Regions from separate parts of the Homo sapiens genome. Here region 2 is linked to region 1. Evidence: read pairs that join two places in POLR2A ChIA-PET (ENCODE). Cell type or tissue: B cell. All regions are shown on one strand.

Evidence for each region. Peaks named below come from ENCODE experiments on the same cell type or tissue, not always from the same donor. Only the 100,000 strongest peaks of a DNase experiment are listed, where the experiment ranks them.
Region 2: POLR2A ChIA-PET joins it to region 1 with 5 read pairs; 2 of 35 experiments call an interaction of 5 or more read pairs at or near these places.

The regions. Positions count from the first base shown.
Region 1 is chrX:20,411,016-20,416,015 of GRCh38, forward strand. No RefSeq gene overlaps it. Among named protein-coding and RNA genes, the nearest start is that of RPS6KA3, 150 kb to the left of the region's middle. In B cell, no CTCF peak of the experiment used is centred here; a DNase peak (open chromatin) is centred at 2,026; H3K4me3 peaks cover 237 bases; H3K27ac peaks cover 1,540 bases.
Region 2 is chrX:20,196,520-20,201,519 of GRCh38, forward strand. All of the region lies in intron 4 of RPS6KA3 (ribosomal protein S6 kinase A3), which reads right to left. Among named protein-coding and RNA genes, the nearest start is that of EIF1AX, 57 kb to the left of the region's middle. In B cell, no CTCF peak of the experiment used is centred here; no DNase peak of the experiment used is centred here; H3K27ac peaks cover 349 bases.

The DNA.
Region 1 (5,000 bases):
CTCTCTGCCTTCCTTGCACACATATTTAGCGGGTGATCATGTGGCAAGCATCGCCCTAGGTCTCCAGAGACAACACTAGACAAGAAGGACAATATTCCTGTCCTGGGGAAACTTATCTGCTAGTTGTGAAATGACACATGATTTGCTGAGACTAACAGCTCCTATATCCCTAAACACTTCAAAAAATGTTTGGGACGTGTTGCATTCTGAATGCTGCCTCCTGGAGTTTCACGGTGCACAATTTCACAGTCGAGGCCCTGGGAAGTCCTTCATCAAGAAATCTGTTATCTTCATTTACTGTGGTTCTCAAGTGCATTTAACCAGGGGAACTTTGTTTTAAGTAGCAATTAATACCACACAAAGCCAGTTTTCTAAAGGAGTCACTGCAGGAAATGTTTGAGTGTTCGTTTCTTCCAATCTCATTGCCTATTGTATCAGTTGCGTGTTTTCATAATAATGCTGCATAAAAACAGCCACAGAACCTCCGTGGCATACAACGATAAGAACTCAGTGCTTGCACCCCTGGGGAGGTTGGTTAGGTGGCTCTGCTGACCTTGGCTGAGCTTGATCCTATGTCTGGGGTCTGGCTGGCTATTATAGCTGGGACAACTGGGATGAATTGGCTGCGCCCTGCTTGCCTGGGCATACACCTGGGCATATTTTCCTGGTGGTGACTGAGGCATAAAAAGGCTAGTGAAACTATGTAAGCAATTTTTCAGATCCCTGCTTTGTGAAGAATTTTAGCTTCCTAATGTCCAAAGCAAGCTACATGGCTGAGTCCAGAATTAAAGTGGCCGGGGATGGGGCACTGCAAAGTTTCATGGCAAAGAGTGAAGATACAGAGAACAGGGAGGAATTGGGGCCACTTTAGTACTTGACCGCATCTACCTAAGACCCCGACTCAGGTATCACCTCTTCCATGAAGCCTTTTCTGACTTTCTCAGACCCATATCCATTTCTTTATCTGAGACTTCCCACTGCACGTCCAGTACCTTACTGCCAAGTTAGGAGCTCTCTTAAACTCCCAGCTTGCTTCACATTGGCTCCCCTACATAGATGACAAATTCCTCGAGGGTAGAGACCATATTTTTTCTGTGTGTGTGTGGTATTTTTTTTTTTCCTTTTGAGACGGACTCTCACTCTGTTGCCCAGGCTGGAGTGCAGTGATGTGATCTTGGCTCACTGCAACCTCCACCTCCTGGCTCAAGCGATTCTCCTGCCTCAGCCTCCCGAGTAGCTGGGATTACAGGTGCCTGCCACCACACTGGGCCAATTTTTGTATTTTTAGTAGAGACAGGGTTTTGCCGTGTTGGCCAGGCTGGTCTCGAACTCCTGGCATCAAGTGATCTACCTGCCTCCCAAAGTGCTGGGATTACAGGCGTGAGCCATCGGGGGAAGACCATATTTCTTTTTTTTTTTCTTCTAAAAAAAGAAAAGGGATACACGTGCAGAACGTGCAGGTTTGTTACATAGGTATACATGTGTCATGGTGGTTTGCTGCATCTATTGACCCATTCTCTAAGCTCCCTCCCCTTACCCCAACCCCCAACAGGCCCTGGTGTGTATTGTTCCCCTCACTGTGTTCATGTGTCCTCAATGTTTAACTCCCACTTATGAGTGAGAACATGTGGTATTTGATTCTCTGTTCTTGTGTTAGTTTGCTGAGGATGATGGCCTCCAGCTTCATCCATGTCCCTGCAAAGGACATGATCTCATTCCTTTTTGTGGCTGCATAGTATTCCATGGTGTATATGTGCCACATTTTCCTTACCCAGTCTATCATTGATGGGGATTTGGGTTGGTTCCATGTAAATAGTGCTGTCTCCTGTGGGCTTCCCCTGAGGCTGGGCCCCTGTACTCCCGATGCCACTCAGATTTGTGCCTACAGGGCCAAGATCAGCTCGGCGAGGTTGGGGGTTGGTGGGGGGGGACTGGCACTTGTGTCAGAGAAATGCCAGAAAAGCTCTGCCCAAGAGCCGGAAGTTGCGTCTGTGTGTATGTACTTCTTTGCTTTTGTTGTGTTCTCAGCCCTCGCAGGGACTCTAACCACTTCCCCCTGAACTTCAGGCCGTACGGGAACCTCACCTCTCTTGCGGTAGTGGTCCTTCTAAATTCGGGCCACTCGACTCATTCCTTCCTGTCTCATTTTGTTCTTCCTGCCTCTTCTGTGCATGGGGGCTACATTACTGATGCTGCGGTTGCCCAGTTGGAGAGGAGAGCAGTAGTATAAGAAAAGCACCCTGGACCTGTGCCCCTCAAAGCGAGGTCCCTGGGCCAGCAGCATCGGCTTTACCTGAGAACTGCTTAGAAATGCAGACTCTCTGGTGCCACCCCAGACCTCCTGGATCTGCCTCTGTATTTTAACTGGACCCCCAGAGGTGTCGTCAAGCCTGAGAAACACCAGCATCTGGTTACAGCTCGCCAGCCCTTTAGCTCTGTAACCTGGCAAGTCTCTTCGCTTCTCTGTCGGACACACTGATTTCCCCTGTGTCAAATTAGATGCATTTAATTATGTGGTAATTCAGATTACTTTGTTGCTTCATCAGAGAAGTACAAAGGTGTGGGAAGTGGCAGAAAATCATATTGTGCACAAAATCAAGAACTTTTAGAGCTGGAAAGAACTTGATTGACCACCTCCTCCAGTTCCCTCTTGTTTTATAGCCACTTAAGGTCAAGCCTTGCTAAGGAGAATGTCAGTCTCCTCCATCCTTCCAGGAGAAACACAGCCCCTGCAGTCAGAAGAGACAGGAAGGCCACATGAGACAGGAGGGAATGAGCCGACTGGCCTGAATTTAGGAGGACCACTACCATAAGAGAGGTGATGTTCCCATATGGCTTGAAGTTTAGGGGGAAGTGGATCCCTGATATGAAAATTGTGGTCCCTGAACCAGTAGCATTACAGTCACCTGGTAAGAGAGGCAGTGGGTGGTGTGCGAGAAATGCGGATTCTCAGGCCAAGGCTCATACCTACTTGATAAATAGAGTCAAAATCTCTATATACCAAGAACCCCGGATGATCTGTAAGCACAGCCAAGTTTGGGGAGCGCTGGGCTAAATGACGCAGTCACTGGGAATGCTTGAAGACAAATGAAGCCCAGAATAGAAGCGTCATTTCCCAAGTAGTAAGAGTGCTGGCCCTGGAAGCAAAGAAATGTAGATTTGAATTTCAACTTGCCACTTCTAGACTGTGGTTTTGAGAAAGGTACTTAACCCTCTCTGAGCTTCAGATTCCTCATCTGTAAAAAGTGTGAAGCAATTAGCATGATGTTTGGCACTCAGGAAGTGCTTAGTAAATGTTAACACAACAGGGCTTCATGGCTGAAAGCACAGACTTTGCAGCCAGAGTGCCTGGGTTGATAATCCTGGCTCTGCCACTTCCTAGCTGGGTGACCTTCAGCAAGTCACTTAACCTCTCTGAGCTCCAGGTTACTCATCTGCAAAGTGGAACTCACAATAGGGTTGTGATGACAATTTCATGGGTTAATATCTGTAAAGCATTTAGATACAGTCTGGCACATAGCAAGAGCTAAGTGTCTATTAAAAATTATATTGCTATTTTAGAGACTTGATGAAAGGAAGAGAGCCAGGCATACATGTTTTTTTTTTTTTTTCAAGCTTCAATAAAAGAGGAGTCTATTTCTCCCTCATGTAAAGAGAGTCAGGAAGTGCGCAGCCCTGTGTTGGCTTTCAGGCATCCACAGGACCTAGATGCCTCCATTTGACTCTGCCATGCTCATCCTGTGGATTCTGTCCTTATGGTGGAGAGAGGCTTGTGCAGCTCTCACTCCTGTACCCAGGTACAAGGCCAGCAGCAGAATGAAACAGCTGAGGAGGGTCAAGGGGTTCTGGATTAGTGGTGTATTGCTGTGTAATAAATTACCTCAACACTTGAGGGCTGGATATGATAAACACTATCTCACAGTGTCTGTGGCTCATCATCGGGAGCGGCTTAGCTGTGTGGTCGTGGCTCATGCTCTTACAGGCTGCAATCAAGGTGTCGGCAGGGGCTGCAGTCATCTCTAGCTCAACTGGGGAGGATCCACTTCTGAGCTCACTTCTGCAGTTGTTGGCAGGCCTCACAAGGTCCCCTTTCAAGCTTACTTATGTAGGCCCCTCCAGAGGGCTGCCTTATGACATGGCAGCTGGCTTCTCCCATTAGAAATTTAGCCCACACTCAAGCGGAGGGGGTTGTACGAGGGCCTAAATCCCAGGAGGTGGCATCATAGGGGCTGCATAGCACAGGCCTCTTCCCAGTGACTCAGCTTCCCTCAAGCAGCCTTCCTGGAATTCCCACACAACACTTTTGTTTATAGCTCACAGGTTGGAACTTAGTCACGTGGCCATACCAAGTTGCAAGAGAGGCCGAGGAATAGAATCTTTTAGCTAGAGGCATTTTCACCCCGAATTAAAATCAGGGTCTCATTACTAAAGAAGAAAGGTAGGGATGGCTAGTTCATTTTCTATAGCCTTCCTATAGAGCTGTGGTTCTCAAAGTATGGTCTCTAGACCTGCAGCATCAGCATCACTGGGGAACTGGTTAGAAATACAAATGTTTGGGCTGCATCCCAGACCGGCTGACCCAGAAACTCTGGGGATGAGGTCCAGTGATCTGTTTTCACAAGCCCTCCAGGGGATTCTGATGCACGCTCAAGTGTGAGAACCACTGCTACAGAGGACAATTGACATTCATACGATTGGTATAATAAAACATGAAGTCTGTTTATAAGAACCGACAAAAAATAAGAACCAACAACTTGGTGGTGTCTTTAGACAGTATCATCATGAACGGAGAGGCTTTCAAAAATGAGGCGTGTGCTACCTAATGATTCAGTTACAATTCACTTTGCGGTTTCCATCCCGAGGTTGCACATAATTTTATCAGGCAATAAGCTCCATTGTACAGATAAAACTTGAGGGTATACTTGGCAAAGGAGATCATAAATGAAGATTTCTTTATGATGAGCAAGGAACTATAGATTCTCGGTGGCTAGAAATTCCAT
Region 2 (5,000 bases), 210 kb before region 1:
GGAGAAAGTTGAGTTGGTTTTATTTTCAGTTTAGGGTGACTGCAGATATTTAAAATATAGAAATAAGACCTCTGGGGAAAATAAACAAAGCAGCTAAAAAATGCCCTATTTTTTCCATTCTACCAGTTTTCTATCCCCAACTGGGAGATTTTCATACCACTGACTGAAAATGGGCAAATCAGAAATAGGAATCAATTGCTCTTGATGTCTACGCAGCTCTTTTAACTGACCTGTCCAGTTAGTATATCAAATTCAATAGCAATCTCTGATTTCATTACCTTGCCCGATCGCTACAACTCTGGTATTTTCCTTGTTATATCTGATATGCCCCCTTTTTTTTGAGATAGGATATCGCTGTCGCCCTGGCTGGAGTGCAGTGGTGTGACCTCGGCTCGCTGCAACCTCCCTCTCCAGGGTTCAAGTTATTCTTCTGCCTCAGCTTCCCGAGCAGCTGGGATTACAGGCTTGTGCTACCATACCTGGCTAATTTTTGTATTTGTGGTAGAGACGGGGTTTCACCATGTTGGCCAGGCTGGTCTCTAACTCCTGACCTCAGGTGATCCGCCTGCCTTGGCCTCCCCAAGTGCTGGGATTACAGGCACGGGCCACCACGCCCAGCCTGATATGCCCTTTGTACTTTTTATGTGAGTGAAGTTCATCACCAATACCTGCTGATATTTCTATTCTAGTCTAGCCTAAATCTGTCCTTTTCTCATTATTACCATACAATTTTGGATTAGTTCCTATCACCTTAAAGGTGGATTCCAAAGTCCTACCTCTTTCAATAAGTATACAAGGCTTATCACTTAAAAATACCTCGTCTGCTCAGTAAGCATCAAAAATATCCACTAATAAATGCACTGTATATCCCTCTTGTCTTATTTTACCACAATGAAAAGAACAATTATTTGGGAGTCAAGAACTACAGTTTAGTGGCTATACTAATAACTAGATGAACTCATAACTACCTTGGTCAAATCATTTCATTGCTCAGGGATTTCCTGTTTCCTCCTCTATAAAATGAAGGATTAGAACCAAGATGATTTTTTTGTGAGACAGTTTTCTCTTCAACATTTCCTTATATGTAACATTGATGAGACCTTGTTTAACTGAAAATGAGCAGTGAGAGTCCTTCTCTAAAGAATTCCTTCATTTTGTCTGAGGTAGGCCTGTGTCATAATTCTAATCTCGTTTCTTTTGCTTATGTAAAGACCTAGTGACAATTCTAAATCATCCTACCATGAGGAATTTTAATTAGTATATACTAATTCAGAAGAAGGCATGTTTTATATAGGCCAACTTCTAATCCCAACATAGAATTGGTTAATACTGACTCATGCTGGCAAAGCAACTAGATTCCTCTGAAATATTTTTTCTTCTAGAGTAGTTATTAGATTTAAGCCCTACTTGACTGAACCTGAGAATGAAGAAATGTTGTTTATGTTCCTAGGACTATGCATTAAGAAACCTTTTTAAGCAGTTTACAGAACCTTTTAGACAAACAGACCACTTTAATAGGACAGAAGTCCCCATTAACTTTATCTAATGTTATTGACTTGTATTTGACCCCATTTATCGTATTAACAGGAACTTTAAAATGGGAAGAGACTTCTGGTTAAACATGGATATTTTACTCTCTACATTCTTCCAAAACCCCATGGAAATGACAATAATGGAAAAACTGCATAAACTCACAAGGACAGGAAGCAATAGTAGAAGATGTGCAAGTGGTAACTAACAAAGCAGACCAGAGAAAGCTAAAAATCTAAGCCTAAGGAAAAGAAGCCAATGAAAAATAAGCAAATTCTTGTCATTGAAATCTTTCCAATCAGCTTTCTAGCACCCGACTCTTAAAGAAAAGATAGCAAAAGACCCCCAGGCATTTGGAGAAAGGCTCTAAACATGAAAAACATCAAAATAAACAGAAAAATGGAATAAAGGGAAACAGAGACAATGTGAGGAACAGAAGATAACTTAAACACCACACAACACAACTCAATCTTGTAATTTATGTCCACTGAGGGAGCAAAGATAATATGGCACCTCACCCTTTTTAAAGCTTCTTGTTCTTGTTTAAAAAGGGTGGTGGGGTGGAGGAAGGAACAAGTATCCGCAACAAATAAACTACAAGGAAAAGATAAGAAATGAAGAAAGAGTTCATAGATGAAAAGACTTAAAAACATTATCAACCAATTGCAAAGTTGAGACCTTATATGTATGGATCCTAATTTAAACAGACTGCATAAAGAAACATAAATTTTAATAGTAGGGACAACTAGCAATTTGAACAAAGACTGGATATCTTTATGCTCATTTTTAAGGTATGATAATACAGTTGAATTATCTCTTTTAGGAGTCTATCTTTTTTTTGAGATGGAGTCTTGCCCCGTCGCCCAGGCTGGAGTGCACTGATGTAATCTCGACTCACTGCAACCTCCGCCTCCTGGGTTCAAACGATTCTCCTGTCTCAGGCTCCTGAGTAGCTGAGATTACAGGTGCCCGCCACCACACCCAGCTAATTTTTGTATTTTTAGTAGAGACGGGGTTTCACCATGTTGGCCAGGCTGGTCTCAAACTCCTGACCTCATGATCCACCCGCCTCGGCCTCCCAAAGTGCTGGGATTACAGGCGTGAGCCACCGTACCCAGCCAGGAGTCTATCTTTTAGAGATATATACTAAAATATTTATGAAAGAAATTCTATAGTGTCTGGGATTTCATTCAAAATATCAAGAGAAGAAGAAGGAGAACACTGATGAAAAAAGGTTGGCCATGAGTTGATAAATGTTGAAGCAGGGAGAAGGGTACAGGGGGTTCACTATATTCTTCTGTCTCTTTCTTAAATGTTTGACACTTTCCATAATTGAAAAATGTTTTAATGAAATAATCAGAGAACAAGAAAATCTAGGAAATGAAAAGCGATGGCAGAAACAAAAAGGTCAATAGAAGAGTTGGAAGATGGTTGAAGAAATTTCACAGAAAATAGAAAAAATGGAAAATAAAAGATGGAAAAATAAAGAAAATTAAGGAACAATTCAGGAGGTTTAACTAACATATTCCAAAGAGCAGCACTTACAAATGTAGAATAAATGACAAAAACTTTCCCAAGACTGAAGAAAGGAGTTTTTAGGTTGAAAGAGACCACACCTCATATATCATATGATATAGTTTTAGAAACCCACACTCAAGAATACCACTATATAAATTTCAGAACACCAGGAATAAAGAGTAGATTCTAAAGACTCCCAAAGAGGAAAAGCAGCTTACACACAAAGGACTGGGAGTGAGACCAGCAATTAACTTCATCACTGTAACACAGGAAACTAGAAGACAATGGAAGCAATACCTTCAAATATCTGGTAGAAAATTCTTTCTGACCTAGAATTTTATACTCAGCCAAATTATAAACTAAGTGACAGGCGGTAGAATAAAGCCATTTCCAGACATGGAGGGTCACAAAAAATTTAGTATCCATTTACTCATTCTGAGGTAGCTATGAGAAGATGAGTTCCATCAAAACTAAAAAGTAAACTGAGAAAAAGGTAGGCACAGAATTTATGAAAAGAGACTGAATACAGAAAAGAAGTGAAGGAAATGTGACTGTAGTATACTATTTCGTTCAGCTAGGAACAATTCTTATAAAGCTGTAACAATGAAAACATTATTGGGAAGATGTGAAAAGGGAAACTGTGAGTGGGTGGCAGCATGAGAGAACTGAATCTTAGTCTTCCATGTTAGAAAGGCAATAGATTATGTCTCCAAATGAAAACAAACAATTGCAATATAAAAGTGTTGAATATAAATGTAAATGGCAGCAGCTAAAGAGATGAAAGTCATTGTCTCTGGGGTTCAAGAATTAGGATAGGCAGAAGAGTGGGCAAAGCATAGCTATGTTATATGATAAGACTCTACAGATATTCTTTTGATAAACATAAAAATTTAAGAACACATTCACAATTATTCAGCAGTTTAAAATTCCAATAAGTCAAATATTTTCACTTTTCTATCATCTCTTTTATAGCTAATATCTATACAATTTTACATACTTGTAGCTCAATTTGTTCTAATTTTCACTACATTCATTTTTGTAATTTTATTTAAGATACTTTATTTTAATAATATCCTATTAAGTGGTAAACCATAATTTTATAACGTTTCTCTATTTTTCCTTATTAAAAAAAATTTTTTTTAGGGACAGATCTCCCTCTACCCAGGGTGGAGTACAGTGGTGCAATCAAAGCTCACTGTAACCTTGAAGACTCAAGCGTTCCTCCCGCTTTAGCCCCCCCAGTCAGCTGGGACGACAGGCACACGCCACCAGGCCTGGCTAATTATTCTATTTTTTGTAGAGATGAGGTCTCACTATGCTGCCCAGGCTGGTCTTGAACTCCTGGGCTCAGGCAATCCTCCCACCTCAGCCTCCCAAAGTGCTGAAATTATAGGAATGAGCCACTATGCCTGGTCACAATTCCTCTAGTTTTCCAGTGTGTATGTGATTTCTAACTTCTTGCTATTATAAATAATGTTGCAACAAGAATTTTCAAGCCTATGAATCCTTTTTTTGAAGCTATTTCCGCAGGTTAATGTAGCAGCAATAATGGCTTTCCAATTTATGCTGCCATCATATGAAATAACATGCATTCATCTCACTCTGTCACCCAGGCTGGAGTACAGTGGTGTGATCACAGCTCACTGCAACCTCAAACTCCTGGGCTCAAGAGATACTCTTGCCTCAGCCTCCAGAGTAGCTAGAATCACAGGCTTGCACCACTACAACCATCTGATTTTATTTTTATTTTTTGTAGAGACAGGGTCTTGCTATATTGCCCTAGCTAGTCTTGAACTCCTGTCCTTAAGCCATCCTCCCGCCTCAGCCTCCCAAAGTGCTAGGATTACAAGTGCGAGCCACTGTGCCCAGCAAACTTTATTATTTTAATATGCATCTTTGACTTTCACCAAAACTGAACATTTCCCCAAAGATTATTTATCTCCTTGTGTAAA